Regions from separate parts of the Homo sapiens genome. Here regions 2 and 3 are each linked to region 1. A link is a loop called in an ENCODE intact Hi-C map of the cell type or tissue named here. Cell type or tissue: PC-3. All regions are shown on one strand. Each heading gives the region's core, and the rest is flanking DNA. Links, peaks and the distances in the headings are about the cores only.

Region 1 (7,808 bases), core at 956-5,955:
TTGGGCATCATTTGATAATGCCACGAATGAGTTGTCTAACTCGTTATTTTGAAAACTGTTTAAATAAACAAAAAGAATCAAATATTTACCCTGCCTTAACTATACAAGCCAAATCTCAGTGTAAAGAATACTTGATCATAAGTTTCTCTTTGTAGAAATACCCCAGCCTTTAAATGAAGGAGGAACAATATAAAGAGAATTTTAAAAAAAGAGGGACACCCAGATGTTAAATGCCTCCTGATGGAAGTACATAACATCTCCTATTAAGTATTCTTGACAAACAAAATTGAATCTGAATTTGACTACTGATGCAACTATCAATTCCCAGGAAATATAAAGAACCAGAGAAAAATGTTAAAATACACCAGGGGGATGTAGTCAGCAAAATCTAGACCATCATATACCTTAGAAGCCAAACAAAACTGTTTCTTCAATGAATGCACTGCAATAATAACAGAAAGAACTCCATAGACAGTAACTGGTATGAGACTCACCCTCCCACTGAAAGCAACAAGCAAACTAAACAAAAGATATTTAAAAACTGTTTTTCATATAGAGAACAACAGGCAGCACACAATTGTGACCCCTGAGAGAAAAGAAACAAATAGGTGAGCTCTACAACCTCCCAGCTTTCTACCTGGCGGTACTTTCTTGACTTCAGTGCAGGGATAGGGAACCCAAGCAGAGTACACCAATCTTGCAGAGGAGGCAGAGATTAAAGCTCGGGGAGACTGAGGCATCTGAAATATGCAGGAAAAGGTACCAGAAAGATGGATACTATGGGCTGGGCACAGTGGCTCACACCTGTAATCCCAGCACTTTGGAAGGCCGAGGCCGGTGGATCACGAGGTCAGGAGTTCGAGACCAGCCTGGCCAAGATGATGAAACCCTGTCTCTACTGAAAAATACAAAAATTAGCCGGGTGTGGTGGCGGGTGCCTGTAATCCCAGCTACTTGGGAGGCTAAGGCAGGAGAATCGCTTGAACCCGGGAGGTGGAGGTTGCAATGAGCCAAGATGGCACCGCAGCACTCTAGCCTGGGCAACAGAGCAAGACTCTATCTCAAAAAAAAAAAAAAAAAAAAAAAAGATGGACACTAGGAACAAGTAGAGTTCCAGAAATATGCAAGGAGGTCTCTCCTTCAGCCTCAGCCTGAATTCTAAACAGCTCCTGTGTAGGGTAAGATTCCTTGAGGATGGGCAAAGAATAACTAAAGGAAAAAAGAACAACTGTAAGCTAAACAATTCCCAGAGTTGTCACAGGGCTGCAAGACATTTAAATTCCAGCTAGTCAGAGTGAACTGACACACAAAAAACTATGGCCAATAAGCAGTGAAAAAGTGCTCAATATCATTAATCATCAGGAATTACAATTAAAACCAGAAAGGCATACCCACTACAATGGCTAAAATTTAAGACTGATAATACCAAGTGTTAGGGAAGGTGTGGTCAAATGGAAGTTTCATTAACTGCTGATGGAAGTATAAAATGGTACAGTCACTTTTGGGAATTATTGGGTGATGGTCCCACGGATTCTCTGCTTTTGTATATTTGAAATTTTCCAGGATAAAATGCTAAAATAAATTAAAGTATAACTTCAAATATTTAAAGGATTACTATGTAAAAAGAAAACTAGATTCTATAGAGGAAATCATCTGGAGGAAAATTTGGAGTCAGTATAAGAATGAAATAGGCAACAAAGGAATGTATAGCCTTGCAAGGTAGGCGGCTTACACTAGGAACCGGTGACGCACAGGTCCCAAAATGGCAGGGTTAGAGTACAGGGAATTGCTGTGACTACTGAGAAGTTGGACTAGTAGCTTCTAAGGTCTCTTCCAACCCTAAGATTCCACTAACTATTCATCAATTATTGATCTACGAGTCTGACCTCTGGTATAGTTTTCCCAATAAAGTCAGCACCCCATTACTCCAAAACCCTATGAAACAATTATCTATATGAACTACTTGATACTTTGCATAAACTATTTCCTATATTCTCCACTTTCTCCAATTTTCACATGTATTTGGTAAACTTTTTTTGAAGACTTTCAAAAGTCAGAATTACACTTTATACCTCTTGGAATCTTGTATTCCTAGCACAATTTCTGGTACATATTTAGCCATCAAAATGCTCTTTTGACAATCCCTCTCAAGTCGGCATCTTATAACACTGCGCCCTTATATCTTGCCATTCATGTCTGTCATTCCCTGTTATCCCCTGATCACAGATCGTATCCTACACCACTCCTATATGCCCCAACCCAGGCCTAGAAGAGGGCTCTGTGCGTATCTAGAAATACAATGAATAAAGAATTCCTTCTACAACTGGGGCTGTTAAATTTTTCAAGTGATAATTTCACTCTGAAAACCAAATTCTGAATTCTGAGACTGTCTTAATCCCTGAAAACTTCATTATTCCAACTGCAAAGATAATACACACCTTCACCCAGGTGGCTATCACCAGAACAAACATGAATAATACTGAAAAATGGTTTGGTTTTCCTACTTGTTTTCCATCCTGGTGGTCTTTCTCCTGAAACCCTCAGGTATTCAATGTCTTTATATGCCCTCTGACCATCCAAATGAGAATTAGGTGAGGGATGAGATCTTACAAAATGCCAGTTGCTACACCAGACATTTTACATTATCATGTCATTTAATTCTTACCAACAATTGGAGTATGTATTATCTAAATTTTTCAGATGAGAAAGTTGAGGTTCAAAGTTTAGTAATTTGCCCTAAACTTCTAATCGATAGCTTTGGGATTTGAAATAAAATCATCTTGGCTTGAAACCCATGGATTTTAACAGAAAAACAACAAGAACGCTCTTTCCTATTCGAGTCTTGAAATAACAGAACCTAAAGGAAATGGCTTTGGTGAGAAGCATACTTTCTCTGTAGCCCTAAGGGCAACCTGGCCTCCAACTTCAAGAGCTTGCTTAGTCCTCTAATTTACCAAGAAAAAAAGTCCAATTCCACCGAGTACCACAAGGGGGAGCTAAGTCCTAAAAAGCCTAGATAAGCTTCTAGACATTAAATGTCTCATTTGGAGCATGGCTCCCTTTAGAAAGATCTGAATAAATATTCTGCCATAAGTGACTCTTTCTAAGAAACAGACCTGACAATCCCTTTCCTGCTTAAAATCTTCCAAGGATCTCTGCCAACAATGGTCTGACCACTCACTATGGTGTACAATTTCCTTTCTGACTTTCCCTGAGTCCCTCCAACAGACCTTCTCCCTCCTAACTCCATACTTTTTTATTTTTATTTTTTCTGAGGCAGGGTCTTGCTCTGTCGCTCAGGCTGGAATGCAGTGGCACGATCTCAGCTAATTGCAACCTCTGCCTCCCGGGCTCAAGCTATTCTCCTGCCTCAGCCTCCCAAGTAGATGGGATTACAGGTGTGCACCACCCTGCCCAGCTAATTTTAACTCCACACTTTAACAACACCAACTGGCCGGGAATGGTGGCTCACGCCTGTAATCCCAGCACTTTGGGAGGCCAAGGTGGGCAGCTCCCATGGGCTCAGGAGTTCGAGACCAACCTGGGCAACATCACAAAACCCCACCTCTACAAAAAATAGCCAGGCATGGTGGTGCACACTTGTGATCCCAGCTACTCAGGAGACTGAAGCAGGAGGATCGCCTGAGCCCAGGAGGCAGAGGTTGCAGTGAGCTGAGATCACGCCAATGCACTCCTGCCTGGGCAACAGAGCAAGACCCTGTCTCAATTTAAAAAAAAAAGAAAAAGAAAAAACACCAACTACCCACGCTTCCCTGGCTTCCCCAAATAACCTTTTCTTCATGCCTCCATTTCTCTGAATGTGTTATTTCTTCTGCCTGACTGCATGCTGCCCGCCCCCCTGCCCACATCCTTCCCCTAGCCCTTCTATTTGACAACTCCAAGTCAAGCTCCCATCTCTTTCGAATCTGCTTAAAGCATATCTCAGCGAATTTCTGGCCTTTCCTATCACTCTCCCTCCACGATGAACCAATTTATGCCACAGATTGTTCTACCATCAGGTAAATACTTCTCTTCCTGCCCATTATCATGTTACATTTCAAGTGACTGTCTTTCTCTCCTGGCTAAACTGAAAGGTCCCTGAAAGGAAGAACCACGTTTGACAGGTGTGCTTGTGCCCAGCTCCAGCATGCAGCAAAGCCTCCTCATGTGCTGAACTAAGAGCCCATTAAAGCCACACACCTGTGGCTCATTTCAGGGTCTCTCTTCAAAGGATCAGGAGTCAGGTTCATAAAGACATTTTAAGTTCTTCACCTCATGCTCAAAATCAACTTAAAAACTGTAATAATCAACATTTTAGTTAAAAAAAAACTATGTTAAACTTACCGACTTAGTTAAATAAAACATGAATGAATATATTAGAAGGATTGCGTTTTCCAAAGGTGTGACACTTGCCGGCTCTTCGGCGGCTGTCTCTGGTTGCTTGTTTGCATCAATAGCATCCATAGGAGTGTCTTCTGTTGTAACTGGCCCTGGAATTGGGAGGAAAGATAGACATTTTGTGCTTTAGAATAAGAATTCTCTTTAAAAAATACTTATTGAGTATCCACTAAATATTAGGCACTGTGCCTGGAAAGTAAACGTTCTCATCTCTCACTGGATGTTTACTGTGCACTGTGGTGAAATACTCTTTGTGTCGGTCTATCCTGGACTATTACACACTACAGTGTTCTGTACTGTCTCCTATGAGCTTATGCTATAAACATACTTGGACCCCTTCACTGTATTTTAAGAAGTTTTACTTACCATGTCCAGATAGCAAATCAAAAAAAAGAACTGCATTGCATTGTATTTTATTTGGAAAGAGAGGGGTAAAGTAGAGGAAAAACAGAATTTGTGAGTTTTAGAGCAGTGGTTCTCCAACTGTAATTTGCATCAGGTCAGTCTTTCCTGGAGGGCTTGTTAAACACAGATTGCCGGTTCCACCCCCAGAGTTTCTGATGCTGCTGGGCTGGTTGAAAACTACTGTTTTAGAGCATAAGGCCTTTTAAGAATAATATTTTAGATTGAAATAATTTACACAAGATAGTGACAGCCAAACATTGGTTTGTAGGTTAGTTATAGTCTCTGGTGTCTTTCCTATTTTTGATCTCCATCTGTCTTGACGCCTGCTTTTCTCTCAATTAGCTCTGGGATCCTTTTTTCCTTTGAATTTAACAAGTCTCTAGCTCCTGCCTTTGACAATGAATCTCCTAGAAGGCCTTCTTTATGATTTCTCCACTTTGTAGAAAAAAATTAGCAGGCTTTACCTGGGTCCAGGTCTTTCTCAGTATTTGGCTTCTGTGACACTTCTGAGGCATGAGTGTCCCCAATCACACGTTGGTCCAAGTGGGTGGGTTCTTCAGGAACCTGCACATTAAGTTCTGCTGTCTTCTCTCGTGAGAAATTATCTTCATGCAGTGGTTGCATCTCTAGGGTGAGAAGAATACACTGGGCTAGCACAGCTTGATGACACTACCTGTTAGGCTAATCCCACTGACCACACCAGGGCACCTCAACATTGACCTCCATGCATGGGCATCCCATGGAGCACAACTGGGCAGGGAAATAAGAGTTTCAGTTTCTTTTATTCCATTTAAAGGATGACTAATCTACATAATAAAATCTACAGAGGAGTATTTCATAAATAAATACATTTATGGTAGGGACTTCAGTAACATCTTTCCTTGGCAAATCAGCCTACACCCACACAAATAAATGTGCAAATGAGAATTCCACTCAAGAGCAGAAATGTGAAACATCTATTCTGCAGAGAAGTAACATGAACTCTTGCATACCCTAGCATGCCTTTCTCACAGAACTAGTACAGACAGGGACATTCCACGCCAAGGCAGCTTGCTGAGATGTCTTTCGAATACTTTCAAAGTACCTCTAAGAGTCAAACAAAGTGAAGCCATCTCCTCTCCTAAGAGGCTTAGGGGACAGTCCAATGTGATCCACAGCAAAGGTGAATTTCCTTGTAGCCTCATATTTTACCCTGAAAATTCATCTGAATATTGCCTTCTTATCCAAAATATATGTTTTAATTAAATGCAAAAAAGTTCTCCTCCCCCATTTCTTAGGAAAAATTAGCACTCTGGAGTAATACGTTTTCCTGTGGCTTCCTGTCCCCTTGGTACTCTCAATTCAGATACATCTGTCTGAAAAGCCTGGATATACCAGGTGCGGTAGCTCACACCTGTAATCCCAGTACTTTGGGAGGCCAAAGTAGGAGGGTCACTTGAGGCCAAGAGTTCAAGATCAACCTGGGCAACATACCAAGACCCTGTCTCTACAATAAATAAAAATTATTTGGGCACAGTGATGCATGCCTGTAGTCCTAGCCACTTAGGAGGCTGAGATGGGAGGTTCGCTTGGGCCTAGGAGTTGGAGGCTGCAATGAGTTATGATCATGCCACTGTACTCCAGCCTGGGTGACAGGGTGAGAGCCTGTCTTAAGAAAAAAAAAAAGAAAAGAAAAAAAGAAAGAGGAAGGAAGGAAGGAAGGGCAGGTGGGCAAAGGGAAAGAAAAGAAAAGAAAAGAAAGAGAAAAGCCTGGATGCAGAGAATAGAACAAGGAACTAGGAATCAGAATGCTTATGTCAGGATATTGGCTCGGGGTTAATTCAACTGAATGGCTTCCACGCATCAAGCACTGCATTCGAAGGCATCCCTGTCCCAATCTTGATTAATCTGCATGCAAGAACCTTACGGCCCAGGAGGGTTTAACTGGAGTAAGTGCTCCCAAGAAACAGGAAGAACAAGCCATCCACAAAAGATAAAATTGGGGAGAACGTAGGAATTTAGCCAAGGCATTGATCTAAAAGTTATACCAGTCAATCCATGGTTACAGAGCAGTTATCTGACGACTGAAAAATTGTGTTCAATAAAACCCTTTCATAATTTTACATGACATTTGTATTTTGTATATTACTTTCTGGTTTATATCTTTCTCTTTAGCTTTTTACAAAGTTTCCTTTTGAAAATGCTAACCAGTCTCAACTATTCTAAGGGAAACGGCAAGAAATTCTTCTCCATGCTCCAGCCTAAAAGAAAGATGGCAGGAAGGAACATGTGGACCTCCCTGTGTTGTCCCTCTCCTTTAGGCACATTGGAAACTGAACAGAGCTTCACAAGATAGGAGGCACCTCAGCGACCCACCCACCTGCTTCTCCAGCCCTGTTCTACAAGGCCATAGGCATCTCACCTTCCATTGCTCCACCCAAGCCTTCCTCTAGAGGTGGTGCCATCACCAGTGTGGCTGTCTCCTCTGCTGTGGAGTGCTTGTACCTGACAAAATAGATGAGGTCTTGAATGTCATCAAGCACTGCAGCCTCTTCAAATATGTTATTTTCGTTCATTCCCAGATCTCTATTTTCAGCCACACGAGTATCAAGCATTTTTTCTGCTATGCTCAGAATTTGTGACTCAGAAGCACGGAAGACCTTATCTAGGACTTTTTCCATATTATAGGGCAGGCTCTCCTGCTGCGCTGACTTCAGTTTTGATGACATTTCTTGTAGCAAGGCTTCCAGCTCATGGACATTAAAGTACTTCTGGAACCGCTGCAAAGACTGTTGTTCTTTAAAGAAGCTGCTTATGATAAGTAAGTCCTCCCTCTTGTCACTATGCCCTGGCTCTACACTTGTATGTGGAGTCCAGTGGAACGAGTCATCTTCAGGTTCTGCAGCAGCAGACCCCTGGCTTTCTGTGCCCATGTACTTCTCTGTGTTCTCATGGTCCTCTTTTGAGAGTTCTCCCTCAGGCTCCCCTGCAAGCCCTGAGGTCTTCAGATGTTCCTCAGGGTTGTC
Region 2 (7,808 bases), core at 1,197-6,196, 52 kb after region 1:
TACTTTATATGTGATGGAGTCCAAATAGCACAGGAATGGCATAGGGTTTTAATACCTTGCGTTATTCATTTTAAAAAAAATTATGAACAAGCTTTTAATAGATGGACATTTTATGTTCCTCTTTGTTGTACTTCTTGCAATAAAAGTATGTATCAATATTTATACTTTTTTTGTTTATATCCTGTAAGTTTTAAGAATTAAAACTTTTTCTAGGTTGAGACATTGCTATCATTAATAGTTGTACACAGCTGATCAATATAACGTGTATTAAACGTGTTGTTGGCCAGGTGTGGTGGCTCATGCTCATAATCCCAGCACTTTGGGAGGCCAAAAGGAAGGATCACTTGAACCCAGGAGGTCTAGGCTATGGTGAGCTGTGATTGTGCTAGTGCGGTCCAGCCTGGGTGACAGAGCAAGACTCTTTTTTTTTTTTTTTTAATAAAGTTATCTAAAACTTTTCCCCAATTTTTTATGTATTTGTGGGTGACTTTTATGTATTTCTAGAATGAGAAAACATTTAGCATTGATTCTGCTATTTTTTTTAATTGACATAAATTCTGAGAAACCTTAGTCACATAAGTAAGTAGATGGCAGTGAATGGAGTTTAATTATAGCCGTGTATCAGGTCTGTGAATTTTTTCTAAATTATTGATGAAAAATTGCATAATGATTTATTGTAAAAAATTACGTTGTTCTGCAGTTTTGATGAGCAAAGAATTGGGAATTGCCTAACTTGCAAAAGGAGATGTTAGAGTTATTTACTTTTTCAACACCTGTGTTTTCACCTTCAGATAGTGTGTAATGATTTTGATTGTGAAGCTTTGACTATGTAGGCACAGCTGTCTAGGAGATTAACTTGTGGAAAGAGTATGTAAGGAAATCAAATATCTGCAAGTTAATTGTTTTAAAAGTATCTTTGTAAAGTACCTGTTGGTCTTTGTGTACTTACTGGGGTACAATTACCCAGCTGGACTAGAGGGGTCTCATAGTTACGTGGGAAGATAAGAAGATGTAGCAATGTAACTAGTCATTCATATAATAGCACTGTATCTAAGCCCAAATGTTCTTAACATTGGGATTGCCAATACTTTAGAGATATAAATGCTAATTTTTGCAACTGTTTTAATCTCATTTGTATATAATATCATTGAGTTACTAGGAATTTGGTCCTTAAAAAATAAAAGCCCACTTGGGGTTTGCAGAACATGGGTAGGTAATAAAGACCATGTTTGCCTAGAATGACCCTGACATTTTACCCATTCTAAATACCTGGGACTGTGCTTTTGGGGGCCTGTTTGAGAGATTCTCCGCAAATTATTTGGTACAAGGATGAAAGGATGATTGAATCAGATTTAAAGGATCTGGTGACTCTAGTAGCCCCAAAACATCAAATTAGAAATGTTTTTATCTGCTAAAAATAATTAATATAATGTAGAAGGGTTTGTTTCAAGTGAAGCTGGCTTTGGTACTGGGAATGGGCTGGGTCAAGTAATGCCTACTGTTTACTTGTTAAAACTTCTTATCAGAAGTAAGTTTTTTGAATAGTTGAACTGGAGCCACTTGGATAAAAACTCTCTTCTTTTTCGTTTTTATAGCCATTGGAGGGAAAAGGAGGAAGGATTTTGCTCAGACAACAAGTGCTTGTTTAAGTTTTATCCAAGAAGCTCTGCTGAAGCACCAATGGCAGCAAGCTGCAGAATACATGTACAGTTATTTTCAGACCTTGGAAGATTCAGATAGCTACAAAAGGCAGGCTGCACCTGAGGTAAATAAAATTTGAGTTTGCTGGAAGAAATGATAGATTCCCAGAAGTTTATGCCTACAGCTTCACCTACAGTAGCTTTTACAGAATCTCAGTGATTTTGCTAAAAGCTACTAAAACTACTTTTGAGTGGAGAGTTTGTATTGGGACCTTTTTTGCACACTTCTTTTTACCTCTTATTTTAAAGGGGACTAAAATGTTCATTCCAATAATTCTTCCTTTTCCCCCCTCTTTATGGATGTTTCCCATCATCATGTAAAAATTTTGTTATTCTATCTTTTTTTTTTTTTTTTGAGACGGAGTCTTGCTCTGTCGCCAGGCTGGAGTGAAGTAGCGCGATCTCGGCTCACTGCAATCTCTTACCTCCTGGGTTCAAGTGATTCCCCTGCCTCAGCCTCCTGAGTAGCTGGGACTACAGGCATGTACCACCACGCCCGGCTAATTTTTTGTATTTTGGTAGAGACGGGGTTTCACCAGGTTGGCCAGGACGGTCTCAATCTCTTGACCTCGTGATCCGCCTGCCTCGGCCTCCCAAAGTGCTGGGATTACAGGTGTGAGCCACCATGCCCAGCCTATTCTATCTTAAAATCATCTCTTGACCCAAACTTCCCCCATAGACTATACTTCATTGTTTTACTCTCTTTCAGCAAAACTTCTTGAAAGAGTTGTTCTCTTTTTCCAACTAGAGTGATCCTTTTTTTTTTCGTTTTATCAAGACGTTTTTTATACGCCATCACCCACTTAAATTGTACAATTCAATGTATTTTCATACATTTACAGAGTTGTGCAACCAACCATTACCACACTCTAAATTTAGAACCTTTTTTTTCTCCCATGAAACCAAAACCCTGTACCCACTTGCAGTCCTTCCCCATTCCTCCTCACAGCTGCCGGACACTGGCAGCCACTAATCTATTACTTTCTTTTTCTTTTTTTGTTTTCTTTTGAAACGGAGTCTTGCTCTGTTGCCCAGGCTGGAGTGCAGTGGCATGATCTCTGCTCACTGCAACCTCCAGCTCCTGTGTTCAAGTGATTCTTGTACCTCAGCCTCTTGGGTGGCTGGGATTGCAGGCATGCACCACCACACCTATCTAGTTTTTTGTATTTTTAGTGGAGACTGGGTTTCACTCTGTTGGCCAGGCAGGTCTTGAACTCCTGGCCTCAAGTGATCTGTCCACCTCGGCCTCCCCAAAGTGCTGGTATTGCAAGCGTGAGCCACTATGGCCAGCCTAATCTATTTTCTATTCTGGACATTTCATATAAGTGGTTTTGTACAATATGTGGCCTTTTGTAAATGATTTCTTTCACTTGGCATAATGTTTTCATGGTTTATCCATGTTGTAGCATGTATAAGTACTTCATTACTTTTATTGCCAAATAATCTGTCATATGGAAATACCATGTTTTATTTGTCCATTTATCAGTTGTTAGACACTTAGGTTGTTTTTGCTTTTCGGTTATTGGAAATAATGCTTCTGCGAACATTTGTGTACAGGTTTTTGTGTGGACGTTTGTTTTAATTTCTCCTGGGTCTACACCTGGGAGTGGAATTGCTGGTCATATGGTAACACTATGTTTAGCCTCTTGAGGAACTGCCAGACTGTTTTCCAAAGTGGCCATACCATTTATATTCTCACCAGCAATATCTGAGGCTTCTAATTTCTCTAATCCTTGCCAATATTTTGTTATTGTCCTGTCTTACTGATAATAGTCATCCTTGTGGTTGTGAAGTGGCATCATCCTGGTTATGATTTGCATTTCTCTAATGACTAATGATTCAGAGTGAGCTTTTTAAAACATATCAGATCATGTCACTCCTCTGCTGAAAACACTGTAATAGCTTTCCATTTCATTCAGTAAAAGCCAAAGTCATAATTGCCTATAAATTCCTATGTGATGTGCTCACTTCCTTTCCTTGTTTGACCTCTCTGACTTCATCTCCTGAAACAGGTGGAGCATTCCGAATTCAAAAATGTGAAAACCAGAATGCTTCAAAGCTTTTTCATTACTGACATGAGATAGTGACACCTTTGCTTTCTAATGGTTCAATGTATACAAATTTTGTTTCATGCACAAAATTTTAAGAATATTATATAAAATTACCTTCAGGCTATATGTATAGGTGTATATGAAACATAAGTGAATTTCATGTTTAGCCTTTGGTCCTATCCCCAGTCTCATTATGTATATACAAATATTTAAAAAGCGGAAACAATTTCAAGTCTGAAACATTTCTGGTCCCAACGATTTCAGATAAGGGATACTCAACCTGTATTATCCTGCTTGTTTTTTCTTTTCCATCCTCACTGGTCTCCTTGTTCTTACTTGAATGGGCCAGGCATATTCCTGACTGATTGCCTTTGCCTTAACCAGTTCTTGGAAAGCTCTTTCTTCAGCTATCACTGCAGCTACCCTCCTTCAAGGCCCCTTTTCATTGAGGCCTACTTTGACTATTTAAAATTGCAATTGCCTTACTCCAACTGCAACCTGCACTTTCTGAATGGCACTCCTGATCTCCTTGTCCTGCTGCATTCTTTTCCTCTAACAGTTGACAATTTAATTATATTTCTTGGTTATTGTTTGTCTCTCTACATAGAATGTAAATTTCACAGGGCAGGGTTAAAACAGTGCCTGGCATATACTGCTAAATTTCTTCAGTAAAAGACAGTTTACCCACAAATAACTTGACATGAGTGTCTCATAGGTTTTACTAACACAGTCACCATTGCATCAATTAGTTATCTTCTAGAGCAAAAAAAATAAAAAAGAGAAGCTGAAAAAAAAGTTTAACCATTCATTGAAAATTTAATTTATGGACTTAAGTTACATACTCCTGTAAAACATTGAACATGTTACAGCCTCTTGTTGTCCAGATTTTGTTTTGTAAAATGAAGGAATTGGATCAGTGGTTTTTGAGCACTTCTTTGGCTCTCTTTGGATCACCTAGGGCTTTCATTCAAAGTATAAATTCCTTTACTCCACCCCTGTCTATTGAGTCAGAGTATCTTTTATTTGTATTTTTTTATTTTTTGAGATGGAGTCTCACTCACTTTGTCACCCAGGCTGGAGTGCAGTGGCACGATCTTGGCTCGCTGCAAGCTCCGCCTCCCGCCACGACGCCTGGCTAATTTTTTGTATTTTTAGTAGAGACGGGGTTTCACCGTGTTAGCCAGGATGGTCTCACTCTCCTGACCTCGTGATCCACCCGCCTCGGCCTCCCAAAATCCTGGGATTACAGGTGTGAGCCACCGCGCCTGGCCCAGAATACCTATTTTTAACTGGTGTCCCATGTAATTACTGTGTACACTGGTGGTGAGAATAGCTATCATAATCTCAAAGTTTTCTTTTTTTTTTTTTTCCTGCTTTTCTTCCCCCCCTGCATTTACCCATCCCTGGTGGTAGGTGATCCAAGACCCAGGTTTTCTTTAAGCTCCCAAATACTACAGTGTGATATTCTACAAATGAAATCTTGATATCTCTGAGTTGGGAAGATGAGGATCCTTATATCAAATGATAATATGTGTATCATATATAACTATAGCAGTGATAGTGTGTGTATCCACATATAACCAATATGTATGTTCATAGAAATAATTGATTTACAGTTCAGTTTAATTTACTTTGAAGTTGGTATTATTGATTACTTTAAATTGAGGTTAGCGAAATAGAGATTTGCTCTCATGAAAAAAGAGCTCCAAGTTCTGCCGCCAAAGTTTTGGTGATCTGAGGATAAAATATTTTTTTATTAAGATTTGTCCATAGCTAATCAAAATTCTTAAATTGGCATTCTAAATATAGAATAAATGTAGTCAATAGTTGTAGAATTTGATGGGCTCTCAGGAAATGTGTAGTTTGTTGCCCTCATTTTGCAGATGATGAAGAAGAGGCTGAGACCAATGAAGAAGCCAATATTATTAGAACCCAAATTTTCTGACTTTAATATTCTTCCTTCCATACCAATTAAACATTTTATATTAAATATGTATCTTAACTGTCTACTTTCTTTAAACTACTAAATTAATAATGATGCTATTATACTATCTGATATTTTAATAGAAATTTGAAAGGTTAAAACTATTCTATCACATAAGGAAGTAGTATTAATTTTACATGGCAAAGTAGAGTAAAATGTTGACGGTAGTGGTCTCTGGAAAAGGAATCACAGGTTATTAATGTTGTAATCAGGAAAACAATATCTTAGACAGAAATTGGTTAAGGCAAAAATTTTACATTTTGGCAGTAATTTCTGCTTTGACAGATTATTTGGAAGCTCGGAAGTGAAATTCTATTTTATCATCCCAAAAGCAACATGGAGAGTTTCAATACTTTTGCTAACCGGATGAAAAATATTGGCGTCATGAATTATTTAAAGGTGAGAATATGGGCTTTGTGAATTTACACTTGCAGTATTCTTTTTTTTTTCTAATTGCTTGTGTCAGTGATAAGGTAGTTAACCTAAAAAATGTGGGACAAGGATAAGACATTCTGGATAAATAAGAGAAACTGAAAGAAAAGAGCGTTATGAGAACCATTTACTTCTTGATTTTCAGGCGCCTCCTGTGTTCTCTGACTAAAAATTCCTTTTCTTTGTATATTTCTTCTGGCTGCCAAAACCAGTTATTCAGAGATTGCAGTGGTATGATGATGGGCCAGATTCTAAAATGTTTGCTGAAGTCACTTGAGCTTAGAGTTGGTGTTTAGAAAAGGAAAGAGCTAAACAAGTTGGGAATTTAAATACGTGAAAATATTTTAATACTTCTAATGTTTAGGTGGAATCTTCACCTCCAAGTTCATATATCCTTTTGTAAAAGTCTTATCCAAAAAGATTGAGACATTTTCAAAATATTGTATCTCCCTCTCTATGTTTTTGTCTCAAAGAGCACTTTTTCAATACAGGTTTGTAAATGCTTTGCTTTAAAAAAATGTTTTGAGTGTCTATTTGTGTGCCAGATGCTCTTACGATTTTGTTCTCTGGTAGACCAGGTATACTGTGAGTGGAAATTAAATGGGGGCAGTTTACGGTTCTACTTAAGAAAAAGCTTTCTAACTAAACAATTGGAAATGGGAATGGCCTACCCTGATGTGTGCTCTGCGTCTCTTTTTTCAGGTCTAAACTGGATAGCCATTTAATTAGGGAGGGAGTGTGAAGAGTAAACTGTTGGTTAGGTCCCTTTTGGCTCATAGAATCTACTCAGTTGAAGTAAAGAAACTGAAAGGGAACCTCATTTCTCAATAAGAGTCTGAGAGTGATAATTAGGATAGATAATACAATTTTTTTTGTTGTTAATAATTTTAAAAACACTTATTGCCGCTTACCAGGCAATATGCTAGACATGGTTCTTATAGTAGAGGAAGATCATGTAAATGGAATGAAGTGTTATGGGTACCATAGTAGAAATGTAACAAATGGTGAGAAGATAAAGGAGAAAATGGCCAGTTCTCTGGAACTAGAGAGGGTTGGGATTTAATGGGTAGGGGAATCAGGAAAAGAATGAAAGTGATACTTGAGATAAGTTTGCAAAAGCAATTGGCCATTCACTAGGCAGATTAGGGGAAAGGGCAGCCCTGCATGGCGGGGGTTATAAAGAGTTTAAAAGCCCTACATCCAATAATTTAGTTACTCTAAAAATCACTTGGGTAGAAGTTGGGGGAAGTAGGCTGGGCCCTGTGTGCCATACCCAGGGAACTTGGATTTTAATTCTGTAGTCAGTGGGAGCCATTGAAGGAGTTTATGCAAATGACTAACAAGATGAAATTTCTTTGGTAGCCACTTGAAAGATGGATTGTAGGGAGGCAGGAATGGAGAGGCCAGTTGACAACTTATTGCAGTACTTTGGCTCTACCCATATGATTAATTGTAGTTCTCATTATTCTCCTCTTTAATGTCTTCCCTTTTTGTAATACTCATTCTTTGTATAATTTTTCTTCCTGCTTCTCCTGTATCAGGGATACACTTTCCTCTCCATCTGAACTGAAGCCATTCTTCAGCATCCCTTATTAAGATATTTTCTCTAAGCTTATATAACATGTATAAAATAGTAATATT
Region 3 (7,808 bases), core at 1,197-6,196, 920 kb after region 1:
GAAGAGGGGAGATGGCAGGGACAGGGAGAGAAGAGGGAGAGGGGAGGGGAGGGGAGGGAGGAGGGATCAGGGTAGAGGAGCAAGAGTTGGGGAGGAGAGGTGAGGGAGAGAAGAGTGGAGAAGGGGGCAAAGGGGATAGAGATAGAGACCAAACCCAAGGCCCTGGTGGGGAAGAAACCAGAGAGAGTCATAGAGTCTCACTGACTTCTGCAAAACCTGAGGGGCTTCCTGGCTCTGGGAACTCTTGAGATCTTAACAGTTCAAATCCTGCTCACATAAAAGTCATCTGCTCATTAAAATAACACAAAGCTGTTTAATTGTTGTCTTTGTGGAAAATTACATGACTGTCATCAGCTGTTGCTTCTGGCAGTGCTTTCTGTTCTAATGTAAATAAATGAGGTAACAGATTTAAAGAAACAGGCTGTATTTACATACTTCTGAGGTATCCTCTCAAAACAATCTGCCTGTGTTATTCAAATACACACAAATTAAACTTGTGGTAGCTCAAACATTAGTTATTCATTAAAGCCTTAAAGTTGAAATGGTAGGAGGGGGGCAAGAGAACTGCACCTCCCTTCAGGGGGTAGGAACCAGAGGCTGACTTTTCTGTGTGGACTGAGCTACTCCAGCCGGCGGAAATCCAATCCCCAGCTCTTTTCTATACCAATTCTGCCCTGAGGCAACTTCTGAGCCAGGAGGGGAGGGTGGTGAGAGCAGAGGGGAATCTTTAAAGCTCTGACAAAAACTTTCCAGGGTCAGCATTTCTTGGAAGGCCTCCAATTAAACTTTATTTTCAATTTTCATAAATCACAATTCCTAAATCATTGGATGTTTCTGACTCAGTTTACTTTTTTGAGGTAAATATGTGGGCAATAATTTTTTAAAATTCTTCCTATTGAGGGCATGGCAAAGGTTTTATCAAACAAGGAAGGAAACAGTATATTCGAAAATATAAGAAAAATGACAAGAGACCCCTCCAATAAACAAGTTAATGACTGGAAAATGTAGAAGTATATGGAACAAAAAATGGAGAAGAAAGCACACTGCTAATTATACAAAGATTAGGAAGTAGCGAAAGTGACTGTTTTAGTTCTTGGTAAGTGTCATTGTCAAGTATTAGCTTCTTTCTGGAATGCTGGGTTTTTTTTAACGTTGGGGTGGGAGGGAATGGCACATCATCTGAGAGAAACAATAGTAACTATTGAAGTGGCTACCTTGTCTGGGTTAAATAACCGGGGTTCGTTGTCTCACACCAAGAAAATTTAGGACATAGACACACAAGAGGAGTTTAGAAGCAGAGGTTTAATAGGCAAAAGAAAGGGAAAGGAAAACAGCTCGCTCTTTAGTGAGAGAGAGGTGACTTCCCAGAGGAAAAAGGCCGACTGGTGGTGGATGTGCCAGATTTTATAGTCTGGCTTGAGGAGGCAGTATCTGATTTACATAGGGCTCACAGATTGGTTTGATCAGGTGTGAGGTTTACACAGCACTCAGGGGAGGCTGGTCACCCCACCCTAATCTTATTATGCAAATGAACTCTCCCCTTGCCTGGCGCCATCTTGTCTGCTCCTTACTGTACACGTGGCCGGCAGAGAAGGGAAGATGGAGCCGCCATTTTGAACATGTCTAGTCGCAGGTAATTCTTTCCTGCTGGCATCCACACGTGCGAGCTCTCAGTTTGCTTGTCTGTGTCTGCAGCTCAACTTTACAGGCTGCTCTCTGTTGAAAATGATTTGGGGCTGCTTTTCATTAAAAGGAAAACGTTACGGAGGACTTCTGTACCCTCACTATCTGCCTAAGTAATTTCTTCTTAACTCCTGTATCACTATGATACCAAAGTTACTATACGATGACAACTCAAGCAATGTCTATTTCATGTAAGCCTCAGTATTCTATATTATGTTGTTTTGTCCAGACAATCCAAAGAAAAGACTATTGTTAACTCAAAATTCAGGCAAATTCTGGTATCAACTTTTCAGAATTTTTTTTTCTCTTAAAACATTACTAAATACTACTTGGTTAGATGAACTAAATAAAAATGAACAACTTTTATTATTGGAAGATAGTTTTGGGAGGGCTATTCTGGAAATGATTTCAGCCTATCATTTATCACTAGGAAAACACCAGGAAGATCTTTTTATTTTATTAAGTTTTTGTAAATTATTTCCAAAAAGAAATTGACCACCTATCTCAATACCTCTTTCCCTGTAGCTCCTATTGGTATCTAACATATCAGCAGTCACCTGTCTTCATGTGACTTGGGGCTAATTCCTGTGTACAAAGGGATTTAAATAAGACTAGTCCTGCTCTCCAAGGACCTAAATTCTATTAAAGCTCTTAATCTGGATATACACAGAAAGGAAAATACATTTTAAAAGAATATGTATTAATAATGCAGTTATAGTTGTAGAATGAGGCTGCATGTATACATATAATAAGTTGTTGAAACTAAGTTTTTATAGAATGACTCTGAGAAAAACTGTAAACACCTCAACTTATTGAGGAAATTGAGGTATGAAAAAGTTGTGTGTGTGATAACTTTTCTGTACGTCCATTTCAAAAATTTCTAGAAGTATGCATATATTTTTAGAGAATATACCAGAAATGTATTTTTGGCTATTCGATATGCCTAAAAAATGTCTTTTTTTTCAAGGCTTCTGAAAATCGTAGACATAAAGAACTAAATATAATGAGGTTTTCAAGGGAGACCACACTAACCACCAGCCCCAACCCCCACTCTGCATGCCACTTCCTCCGGCAGTGATGGAGTGTAGACTAGGCTAACAGCACTGAGTACACTTTTAGCAGAGCAGAGCTACAGTGGGCTGTCCTCATGGCTCCTGCTTTGTCCTCCCTCTCTGGTGATGCCCTTGCATGGGGTTGCCTCTGCAGGATGGTCTCCTTTTCCTACTGCTCTGAAGCAACTGTACCAGCATCAAAAGTTCATCTCTAGCAACACTGACATTGACCCCTGTAGTCTCTGGTCATCTTCCTGCATCTGACTACCTCCAGTGCTAGTTAGCTTTGCTGCTCCATTTGACAGTCATTCAAATAGCTGCAGGGTTTGAATGCCTTCTTAAAATACCAGGATGGCTATTGTACACACAAAATCATTGAATCATTACGACAGACCTAAGTAGTAGTATCCTATTTTATAGTTATGGAAAGATAGCCCAGAATACTTCAATAACTTTCAAAAAGTCACACACTTGGCATGTGGCAGACCCACTATTCTAAATCCAAGGCAAAGCTCTTTTTTTTTTTTTTTTTTTTTTTGCTGCTTTATATATCATCCACTGTCTTTTCTAGAGTTGGCTTTTAAGATATATCTGTAGATAACTGTGTCTCCTTCACACAGGAAAAACCCATGAATGGAGGGACTAACTTATTTTTAGATATATCTTCCTAAAAGACTTAATAATATAGCAAGCCAAATAATGTGGATGGGTACTCAATGGGATTCAAGATCCCATTATGTTATATGAGTATATCTGAAGTTTTATGTATATGTGTGTATTTTAAGCTTGTGATACTTCCTTGTTTATGTCTTTTCAAACATAAGGCATCTCACATGTAAGCCAGACCACACTGGTTTGAGGGAAGCAGTCAAATGACGTGATCATAAGAAGACTTCTCTCTGACTCATAGTCAGCCTCCTAAATCTCTTTCTTCCCCTGAGTAAGATAAATACTTCTTTATCTCTTGTTTCATACCTTATACCTAGTGAGACAGCACTCCCATTCAACTCTCTCTGCCTCTGTTTGATAGGGCCTCCCTTTACTCTTCTTGGGAAAGAAATACAAGTTCCCTGGGGGCAAGATCCTAAGACAATTTAAGTAATACTTCCTTGGGTATTTTACAGTAGGAATGATTTTCATCTTGAACTTGAAAATACCCTACTGTAAAATACCCAATTCCTACTGTAAAATACCCAATCACATCTATGGAGTATAAAGAACATTTCATAGAAAACAAGAAGTAGAAATAATCTTTGTGGATCGAGCTGGTACCCACCACCACCCCACATGTTTCTCCTGTTAAGATAGGTGATATTCTGCCCTGAAACTTATGAAGTGACTCTGACCCTGTCTTTGAAGAAGATTTCAGCCTTGGCAGCCTGACATCAGCTCCAGTTCATCCAGGCTTTGTTCTTCCACAGATTCTTGTGCTTATAGAATCTTGAGTGGCTCTGATGTTCTGTTTCCATGGAGTATATCATAGCATCCATCTGTTCCTGGTATAAACAAAATAGTATGCAACTTACAGCAATGTCTCTCCCACTTATAATAAAACACCTAACTCTCATGTAGCATTTTATCCATATTGAGAGCTCTGTGAGATAGAAATTATTATATTACAAGTCACAGATATGTAAACTGAGATGCAGAGACATCAATAACTTGCTCAAGGTTACAAGGTAAGTGATAGGAGTCAGGAGTTTTAACTCAAGCAATCTGGCTCCAGTCTATGATCTTAACCACTATCATCAAGGTACTGTTTTACTTTAAAAGACTGGTTACTCAGTAAGAAAAACTAGGCAACAGAGAGGGGTGATCAATATGCTTATAGCAAACTGTAGAAGAGTCCAATTTTAGCCTACACCCCTCCCCCTGGTCTTTGGACATTACTTCTGTTTGCTGACCTTCAGTGAGAGTGTTCCTTAAATTTCTGGAAACAGCTCACTTTCTAGCTTAGCATAAGACCAAAAAGGGCTGTCCACCTTTAGAGTATAAAAATCTCTTGCTTATAGATTCTGCATTTGGATGTGGTTTCTTTAACTCACAACCCAGCGCATTGCTTCTGAATCACATTACAGAGGACTCTTCTGTTTCTAGGACTGCAGTCGCCAAAACAGCAACAGGAGCTGAAATGCATCTATAAAGAGAAGTTTCCCACTAAAACTAGAATCCATTGCTTCAGTAGGACTGTCACTGAACTGACCGTGTGTTAGAAGAAACTGGCAGGCAGTATTTCCACATATAGTTCTTTAGGGGTGCTAGGTATTCTTTGTTGCTGCCATTTAGAATCAATGTACTGACCATACTCATTTTGGCAGAGAACCTACTTTTGACATAAGCTTTGAAAATGTTTGCTGCCCCCCCACCCCGCCTTGCCTCACCCTACCCCAGCATTGTTGCTCATGGCTACAATATGTTCGCACTAATAACTGCAGGCTCTTGTGCACATAAGGAAGTTAGCCACCTTGGTAGAAATTAGAGGAAAGGAAGAAGGAGGGAAGAACAGTTTTATTTTCAAAATCCAATTCTGTGGAAAAACCAGAAATGCAAAGACAGTGTTTGTTAGGAAAGCTAGGACCAACAAAGTGAAATCAGATATATTTGTTTAGGAAAAATAGGGAGCTGTTGCTTTCTTTATGTTAAAAGTATGTTTTGCAAACTTTAAAACTGCTCGGATACCTTGGTTCCTAATTCTTTTTTGTTAAATAAAATTTTAAAAGTAAAAACTCAGGAACATTAGTTTACTTATATAGAGTCTTTATATTAAGCAGATTTTTTTTTTTTTAGATCTTTAAAATGGTAGTTTCCCAAAGTGATGAAAAGAAAAAGCACTTACAATGTGCTGGACATTGTTTTAAGGTACTTTATTAACCACTTTAATCATTACAACAGTACAGTGAGGTAGGTACTATTGTTATCCCTGTTTTGTATACAGGGAAACTGAGGAACAGACAGGTGAGAAACCTGCCCAGGGTCTCATAGCTAGTGTTTGGCTGTGCTGGGGATTCAAACCCAAGAAGTCCAGCCTCAATACTCCTTCTCTGAATCACTGCACTGCACTTAGGGCTCTCATGGACTATGCGTGTGCATAGATCTGTTGGAATTTAGAACAAAGGTGATGATATTGGGGGTAATAAGACATTATTTATCGAATACCTGGTCGTGTATCAAAACCTTTACATAGGCTTCCTGAACTATGACCCTGATGGGTAGATGATATTACATCCACTTAATAGATTGGTAAACTGAGGCTTAATGAGGGAACCTGACTTGCACAGGGTCTCACAGCTGCTAGGAGGCAGAATCATAACTGCAGCTAGGTGTGGTTTGTCTCTGACCTTTGCTCTTAACCTCCATGCTACACTGCTCCTGCTTTGTTTGTTAATTATCATGTTCTAATATTCTTAAATAGTAATAAACATAACATCATCAGGGTTCCTCATTAAGTGATCAGTCACTTTGGCCTCTGGTGATACTTGATGGGGTAGGGTCGGAGGAAAGTAACTGGAAAAGAAAAACCAGATTAGCTTTACTCTTCCCCCTCCCCTCCAGATTTCAATTTCAACCCTTCCCCAAGAGAAGAAAACAATCCTTCCTGCAGACTTCTCTGGAAAAAGCCACCACTGTGAGCTTCCACTCGTTGTTTTTTACTTTAAGCACCGTCCACAGAGAGAGTTTTTAACTGCAGTACAGAGCTGTGCATAAGCCTTATGGAAAACTGATGCCCAAGTTGATTAGCAGAGTGGCAGTTGAACAGGAGACTATTTCTTCAGACCCCTCAAGGAGAATTTCCTTGTTTACCTTATATGTTTAAATTGTAATATCTCCTTTTCTCTCCACCCCCACCCCTCCCACCTCCAAATATTATAAGAACAGAGTTCCTACATGGCTTAAACATACAATGCACCCATACTTTTGCACATAAGCATGCTCTGTGATTTGGAGCATTCTGTGTGTCTGTCTCAAATTCCCTCCTCCCCCCACTCCGCCACGGGTTTTTTTCCCCCCATTAGGCAAATGGAAGGCCCATGCCACCTGTTAGCATTACATCATTGGCTCCCCAGAACACAGTTGCACCAAAGGCCTTAAACAAAGTAGTTCTTCTTGTATTGTTTGCACTCAAAGAGCTGATATCATGCCAACTGATGTCATTGTATGTCTTTGTGTAACTGCTATGGCAACTGGGCAGGTGGGGAGCCTCCAGCTGATGTCATTGAGAAAGGAGGTGTAGAGGCAGAATTTTAAAAAGCTGGACGCTGCTTTTTTCTGTGTGTGGGGTTTTCTAGCATGTGTTGGTTTTTTTTTTTTTTTTTAAACTAGCTGCTTTTAAGACAAATTACAGCTTGAGTACCCTAAATAAGAACAGAGAGGTTTTTCCCCTGCTTTTAGAGCCTTCTTTTGAATTTGTTTTATTGTTCTTCCCTCTCATCTTATATGGAAAAATGTAACAACTGCCTTTTTTGAAGAAAAAAGTGAATTAGGTTCCCATCACAGAATCTGTGTGGAATTTGGGTTTTTGTGGAGGCGAAGCTGAGCAGATTTTAACTCTTCAGAATCCCTTTTGTGGAGGCTGTGATGATGACAATGGGTAGTTTTTATCTTATTTATTTTTTAAGTCTTCACTGGTGAAGTTATTTTCCATATTTTCTTTCTTCTACTTCAGAATTATCTCTTCAGGTTCAAACTTTATTGTCATAATTGCCTAGCAGAATAAACTATCATATGTAAGGGCAGAGGTTAATTCTAGAAATCAACTGAAATTCGTATATAGCTCTTGTTTTTCTTTTCAAAAAGCTAGGGTAGGTTTTGACTTCTTACTTTCAATGAGTAAAGTGAACATAATATTGCCCTTTGAGTTTTCTTTGGATCATAACCATACCTTAAGGAAAATATGATTTCTCTCTTTTACACAGCCAGCTCCGGGTCCATTGGTTGTGAAAAGTCATGAGACTCGGTCTAGGTTATGGTCTGGAGTTTCCCGCTGTGGTTTGTCAAAGATGAGACTTGAAATGGAGAAGAACATATGCCAGGCTCAGAGGCTAGTGGACAGATAGACTTCCTGTCCTTATTGCA

What was found. Hi-C counts contacts between places; a loop is a spot of excess contacts. Peaks named below come from ENCODE experiments on the same cell type or tissue, not always from the same donor. Only the 100,000 strongest peaks of a DNase experiment are listed, where the experiment ranks them.
Region 2: it touches region 1 in a loop (4-fold over the local background); 32 of 110 quality-filtered maps call a loop at or near these places.
Region 3: it touches region 1 in a loop (4-fold over the local background); 2 of 110 quality-filtered maps call a loop at or near these places.

What each region holds. Positions count from the first base shown.
Region 1 is chr1:222,629,786-222,637,593 of GRCh38, reverse strand. MIA3 (MIA SH3 domain ER export factor 3) reads right to left here. Exons shown (of 28, transcript NM_198551.4): 4 at 7,205-7,808; 5 at 5,268-5,429; 6 at 4,345-4,490. Among named protein-coding and RNA genes, the nearest start is that of MIA3, 16 kb to the right of the region's middle. In PC-3, for the core only: a CTCF peak has its summit at 2,988 (motif pointing right); a DNase peak (open chromatin) is centred at 2,973.
Region 2 is chr1:222,578,085-222,585,892 of GRCh38, reverse strand. It overlaps TAF1A (TATA-box binding protein associated factor, RNA polymerase I subunit A), which reads left to right. Exons shown (of 11, transcript NM_005681.4): 3 at 1,596-1,765; 4 at 6,021-6,134. Among named protein-coding and RNA genes, the nearest start is that of TAF1A-AS1, 7.9 kb to the left of the region's middle. RefSeq lists an enhancer at 3,408-3,547. In PC-3, for the core only: no CTCF peak of the experiment used is centred there; a DNase peak (open chromatin) is centred at 3,602; H3K4me3 peaks cover 771 bases; H3K27ac peaks cover 1,881 bases.
Region 3 is chr1:221,708,243-221,716,050 of GRCh38, reverse strand. All of the region lies in intron 2 of DUSP10 (dual specificity phosphatase 10), which reads left to right. Among named protein-coding and RNA genes, the nearest start is that of DUSP10, 30 kb to the left of the region's middle. RefSeq lists a cis regulatory region at 382-393 and enhancers at 316-460, 33-562, 1,124-2,323, 3,520-3,699. In PC-3, for the core only: no CTCF peak of the experiment used is centred there; a DNase peak (open chromatin) is centred at 3,620; H3K27ac peaks cover 1,285 bases.